Regions from separate parts of the Homo sapiens genome. Here region 1 is linked to region 2. Evidence: read pairs that join two places in POLR2A ChIA-PET (ENCODE). Cell type or tissue: B cell. All regions are shown on one strand. Each heading gives the region's core, and the rest is flanking DNA. Links, peaks and the distances in the headings are about the cores only. Region 1 overlaps LOC124906068 (a long non-coding RNA gene). Region 2 has its middle 13 kb from the start of SLC20A1-DT.

The links. ChIA-PET counts read pairs that join two places held together with the same protein. Peaks named below come from ENCODE experiments on the same cell type or tissue, not always from the same donor. Only the 100,000 strongest peaks of a DNase experiment are listed, where the experiment ranks them.
Region 1: POLR2A ChIA-PET joins it to region 2 with 5 read pairs; 5 of 35 experiments call an interaction of 5 or more read pairs at or near these places.

Annotation. Positions count from the first base shown.
Region 1 is chr2:112,899,872-112,902,784 of GRCh38, forward strand. The region is part of intron 2 of LOC124906068 (a long non-coding RNA gene); the gene reads right to left. Among named protein-coding and RNA genes, the nearest start is that of IL37, 9.8 kb to the right of the region's middle. In B cell, for the core only: no CTCF peak of the experiment used is centred there; no DNase peak of the experiment used is centred there.
Region 2 is chr2:112,630,074-112,632,986 of GRCh38, forward strand. No RefSeq gene overlaps it. Among named protein-coding and RNA genes, the nearest start is that of SLC20A1-DT, 13 kb to the right of the region's middle. RefSeq lists an enhancer at 577-1,094. In B cell, for the core only: no CTCF peak of the experiment used is centred there; a DNase peak (open chromatin) is centred at 1,118; H3K4me3 peaks cover 547 bases.

The sequences.
Region 1 (2,913 bases), core at 161-2,660, 270 kb after region 2:
ATGTGGTTAACTATGTAATTTTTTTCTGACTTTTTGAAATACTGAGAAGAGCTCATGACTCTCCCATCTCCTAATTCTACCTTGGTGGATTTTAGACTGACCACAACTCATGGGTAAATGAGGGAAGACGAATAAGAAACCTTGCTTTTTTTTCCTCCTTGTTTTTGGCTGGCTGCAGTGGCTCACACCTGTAATCTCATCACTTTGGGAGGCCAAGGTGGGAAGATCACTTGAGCTCAGGATTTCAAAACTGGCCTGGGCAACATAGTGAGACCCCATCTCTAAAAAAAAAAAAAAAAAAAAAAAAAGGCGACAGGCGGTGCGTGCCTGTAATCCTACCTACTCAAGAAGCCGAGGTGGAAAGATCACTTGAGCATGGGAGGTCAAAGCTGCAGTGAACCTTGATTGCACCACTTCATTCCAGCCTGGGTGACAAAGCAGGACGCTGCCTCAAGAAAACAAAAACAAAACCTTAATTTTTTGGCTATTCTTTTCTGGTAAGAATGGTATAGAGATGGGGATGAGGATGGCTATTGTATGAGAGAGCAAACAGGGTCCAAGCAGTGCTCTGGGCTGTCTAAGGACCAGTAGTCAGCTTAACTTCTCAAATTTCCAGGGAAGGAGTTTGGAGTGGTAGAATATCCTGGGTATGCCCAAAGCATCACCTTGCAAATAGCCTGTCATGAATAATTTGTTTCATTTGTTATGACTGGAAACTGGCTTTGTGTATGCCAGAGAATGGGGGCAGGAAAGAGAGATTGGTGTCTTGAGCTCTCTGTGCCTCTGGGGCAGTGATGCTTTTCCTCTCATGTGGAAGGAGAGCATGACTGAAAAGGTGCACAAATAAGGTGTCTGTGAGAGAAATTAACCTTCCAGATACAGAGACACAACCTTCCCCAAGAGGTCCTCATTGCTCTGCCTTTTTTCCTTTTTTTTGCTTGTTCTACCATTAATAACAGAAACTGATTATGACCTCAAAAGAGAGGAGAAAGCGACTCTCCCCACCCTAGAGCTAGTTAACCACCATATCTTCCTAGATCTCAGTTCAAGAGTCACTTCCATCCCCAATAAAAGCCCTTGAGTGCTGAGCACCTCTCCGTCATAGCATTTGTCCTAGGGGTTTTTGTACATTTTCTTGTGTGAAACTTGGGTTGACATCTGTATTTCCGACTAGATTACAGTTTCCTCAAGGGTAGGGATGTCTTGCTTGCCATTTTCAGTTCCAGCATCTAGACAGTACCTCAAGCAAACAAGGCCGAGGGGGGTGCGGATCACGAGGTCAGGAGTTCGAGACCAGCCTGATGAACATGGTGAAACCCCGTCTCTACTAAAAATATAAAAATTAGCCAGGCGTGGTGGCAGGTGCCTGTAATTCCAGCTACTCAGGAGTCTGAGGTAGGAGAATCGCTTGAACCCGGGAGGTGGAGGTTGCAGTGACCTGAGATCCACTGCACTCCAGCTTGGGTGACAGAGCAAGACTTCGTCTCAAAAAAAAAAAAAAAAAAAGAAAGAAAAAAGAAAATAAAATGAATGAATGAGTGAGATGAATGAGTTAGCAGTGTTGGATTTAAGTGTCAGATTCTTCCCAGCTTGACTTTTTTCTTTGGCTTAGTGATTTTGAGGTCCCAAGATTTATTTTCCTTTCACAAAGGTGATCACTACCATAAGATCTTCAGAAAAGGAAATGTGGCAGGCCAGGTCTCACTAATGCAGATCTCTATAACAACTGTTTCAGTACTGACTAAATGGTTAAGTTAAATATTAAAAACCAGTGTTCTTATACAAAGGCTGGAATGTAACAAAAGCCCATCAAGAGTTTTGCCCAGGCCTTTTCTGGGCCTTAAAATATGACAAAATAAAGAAGGAATTCTTAACAGGACCCATTTAGGATTAAACAAGTTTTATTGTGGGTCTGAAGAAACTCCCCAGGCCTCCACAAACAAGTTTATTGGTGCTCTAAAGGAACTCCCCAAACCTCCATGATTTAGCAGGGGACAAGATAAGGGTAATTACCCCAGCACCTGGACCCATTTAGATTAAGTAAATTTACTGAGGCTCCAGGGGAAGATCTTCCGGACTCAGACCTTAGTTACAGATTAAAAGAAGTTAATCACTTACGTCTTCAGGTGAATGCACACTTACACGTAGACATATAGCTTAGAAGGTATATAAGCTCTGGAAAATGTCATAATTTTGAGTTGGCCTGGTGATGATTTCCAGGCCTTCTCCCTGTAACTGGTTGCAGAAATAAAAACTCTCTTCCTCCCCAGCTCATCTGCATCTTGTTATTGGGCCATGAGAAATAGCAGCCCAACCCTCAGTTTGGTCCTGGAACAGAAACTCTGGATGAACACTATCAATAGAGCTCTTTGCCATGATGGAAATGTTCTATATGTTTGCTGTACAGTAGTCATTAGTCACATGTGGCTGCTGAGCACTTGAAATGTGGCTAGTGAGATGAAGGAACTGAGTTTTTAATATTACTCAATTTTACTTAGTTTAAACTTCAATAGCTACACATGGCTAGTGGCTACTGTATTGAATAGTGCAGTTCTAAACTATGTACTTCAAGTAGAAGGAAAATGATCCCAGAGGGGAGTCATAAATAGAAGAAGAAACGAAGAGCAAAGAAAATTCTAAATATATGCAAAAATGTAAATGAACACTCATGCTATAAAATAATGCTATTTTAGAAAGTTTTAAAAGTATACGGTATTAACATATATGACATTAAAAGCATGTAAGTTGGGAGAGGATTGAGGTAAGTGAAGGTGTTCTGTGGGCCTTAAATTAGATGGGAGGAAAATAAAGCTACTCATTAACATTAGTTTTTTAAATAAATTAAGGATCCATGGATTACAGAGTAATTTTAGGTAAGTGCTAAAAAATAGAAAATAAATGCATAAGTTTCAA
Region 2 (2,913 bases), core at 111-2,610:
GGAAGAAGTCCACAATGAGGCTGGGGTGAGGTTGGTAAATTCCAGTCCCTAACTTTAGCCCTTAGACAGCTACATTTAGATATTGGATATTTGCCACCCCTTTCAATTACTGGGCTCCAAGAGATTACCTAGGAGAAGGCAGACTCTATATTCTGGATCTGCGACTAAAAAATGTTTTTGCACAAAACGTTTGCTCCTTTAGTTGTTTTTGCTTTTCTCTTTTGTCTCTACTTTCTAAGCCACTCCCTGTTTGCTGAGCTGAAAAGCAAGTTCTCAGCCCTGCTGTCTCTTTCTAAAGCCAGCTTGCCTGTAGCCCCCAGGGGTGAGGAGAGGTGTTAGAAGAAAACACTTCTCCCCTTCTGGGTCCCTTCCGCAGCTGGAGTTGGTGCACAGTGGGGATAATGAGAAAAAATAGGAAAGCAAAAAGGCTTTGTGGGAAAGGAAGGTGGCCACATACCAACGCTGGGTCTAGCTGGAGGGCAAGCAGGAAACATGAACAAAATGAAAACATGGAGAATTCCTATCAGACCACTGCTTCACGGCATCCTAAGTTTTAATCAGGACGAATGTTCAGATAAACCCAAAAAATCCTTGAAACGAGGACAAATGCAACATTTGGCCCTCAAGTCGCTGCCTCCCATTGTCATCCCCTTTTGAAACAACAAAAAATATCACACATGTCTGACCTGCCTGGCCAACATGGTGAAACCCTGCCTCTACTAAAAGTACAAAAATTAGCCGGGTATAGTGGCAGGTGCCTGTAATCCCAGCTACTCGGGAGAGGCTGAGGCAGCAGAATTGCTTGAATCTGGAAGGCGGAGGTTGCAGTGAGCTGAGATTGTGCCACTGTGTGTGTGTGTGTGTGTGTGTGTGTGTGTGTGTGTGTGGTGTATACACACACACACACATATATATCTCCCACATCTCCCACAAGATAAAGTCAATATCTGGTCCGCTTTGATCGTTTCCTCCCTGTCATCATTGCCCCTGTGTCCCTCCTGGCACCTCTGCCCAAGCCTGGTCCAGCAGCCCCTTGCCCTGGATTCCCACACCAGGCTACAGCTGTCCATCCACGCCCCCATCCCCTCCGAGAACACGCTTCCTCCTGCAGCCCGCTTCAGGACCAGCCCACACACCACCTCCTCCAGGGGCACTGGGGTTCCTGGAAGGTGCTGGCTCCTCCTCCCAACTCCAGGCACCCTGACGCCACTTTGTCAGTGTGGTTTTCACATCCTGTCCTAGCGGTATGTTTGTCTTTTCGCCCCCAGATTCACAGCTTCCTAAGTGAAGGAGCCAAGTCTTGCTCTTTTCTTTACCCTAGAACAAGATACAGTTTCTGATCATACTTAATATTTGATGAACAGATGTTTTCCTTTAAACGTTTAAAGTTTAACTTTTAAAATCTCAGTAAGAAATACATCTGACATTACCACCCAGACTCATACACACATGTCACTGAATCAAAAGTTTCATGAAATAATACTTACTCTGTTGGATGCACTCTGATATTTTCTTTAATTTCATTTTTTAAAAAGTGCTTGTGGGGACTTGTAGGTGGAAAGCCATGGTCCTAAAGTGTACGGAGAAGCTGTCATTGCTAAAGTGAGAGAAGCTTTGCTTCCAAGCTAGGATCAGGTTAGGATTAAACTATAAACAGATGAGGGCTTCTGTTTGCTCTGATCTGCAGACTGAGAGAGTCTGGCCTCATTAAGAAACAGAAGCCAAGGCGGGGCTTACTGACGATGATGGACTTCAAGCTCCTAGGGCCTGCTCTTTGCAGCTTTCCTGTTCAGTACTTTATATCTTTCCTTCACTCCTTTAACATACCCATCCCTAACTCACAAAGATTCCCCAGACTCCACCTGGTACCCCAGCGATATTGTGTGCACAGCTCTACGATGGCTCTTGTCACACTGTACTGTAATGCAAATCTTTTTTAGGTGGCTAGCTCTTCAACTGAGCTGCTGGAGGGATCCCGGCCAGGGAAATGCTGGCCAAAAAGAGTGTGTGAATGGGAGGAGAGGAACTTTTGCATCTTGGGGTCTAGAGGTGCCCATCTCTTCCTTGTTGTTGCCTGGGCAGGGGGTCACCACTGGCTCTGGAGCCACAGCGGGGAAAGGCAGGCCAGGGTACACCGCGGTGGAGCAGAAGGGCAGGGAGCAGTGATGTAATTCAATTACAGAACTCGGTTATCCCTTCACTTTGTGTAGAAACGTCACCACTTAATAAATTTTTTTGTTTGTTTGTTTGAGACAGAGTCTCACTCTGTCACCCAGGCTGGAGTGCAGTGGCATGATCTCAGCTAGCTGCAGCCTCTGCCTCCCGGGTTCAAGCGATTCTCCTGCCTCAGCTGGAGAGTCCTACTCTCCTGAGTAGCTGGGACTACAGAGGTGCACCACCACACCCAGCTAATTTTTGTATTTTTAGTAGAGATGGGGTTTTACCATGTTGGCCAGGATGGTCTCGATTTTCTGACCTTGTGATTCGCCCACCTCGGCTTCCCAAAGTGCTGGGATTATAGGCATGAGCCATCGCGCCTGGCCACCACTTAAGAAATTAATAGTCCCAGCTACTTGGGAGGCTGACGCAGGAGAATCACTTGAATCTAGGAGGCGGAGGTTGCAGCGAGCCAAGATCACACCACTGCACTCCAGCCTGGGTGACAGAGCGAGACTCTGTCTCAAAAAAAAAAAAAAGTAAGAAATTAAGAAAATAGGCTGAAGGTGGTGGCAAGTGCCTGTAATCATAGCTGCTAGGGAGACTGAGGCATGAGAATTACTTGAACCCAGGAGGCAGGGGTTGCAGTAAGCCGAGATCACGCCATTGCAGTCCAGCTTGGGTGACAGAGCGAGGATCCAACTCAAAAAAATAAATAAATAAATAAGCCGGGCATGGTTGCACATGCCTGCAGTC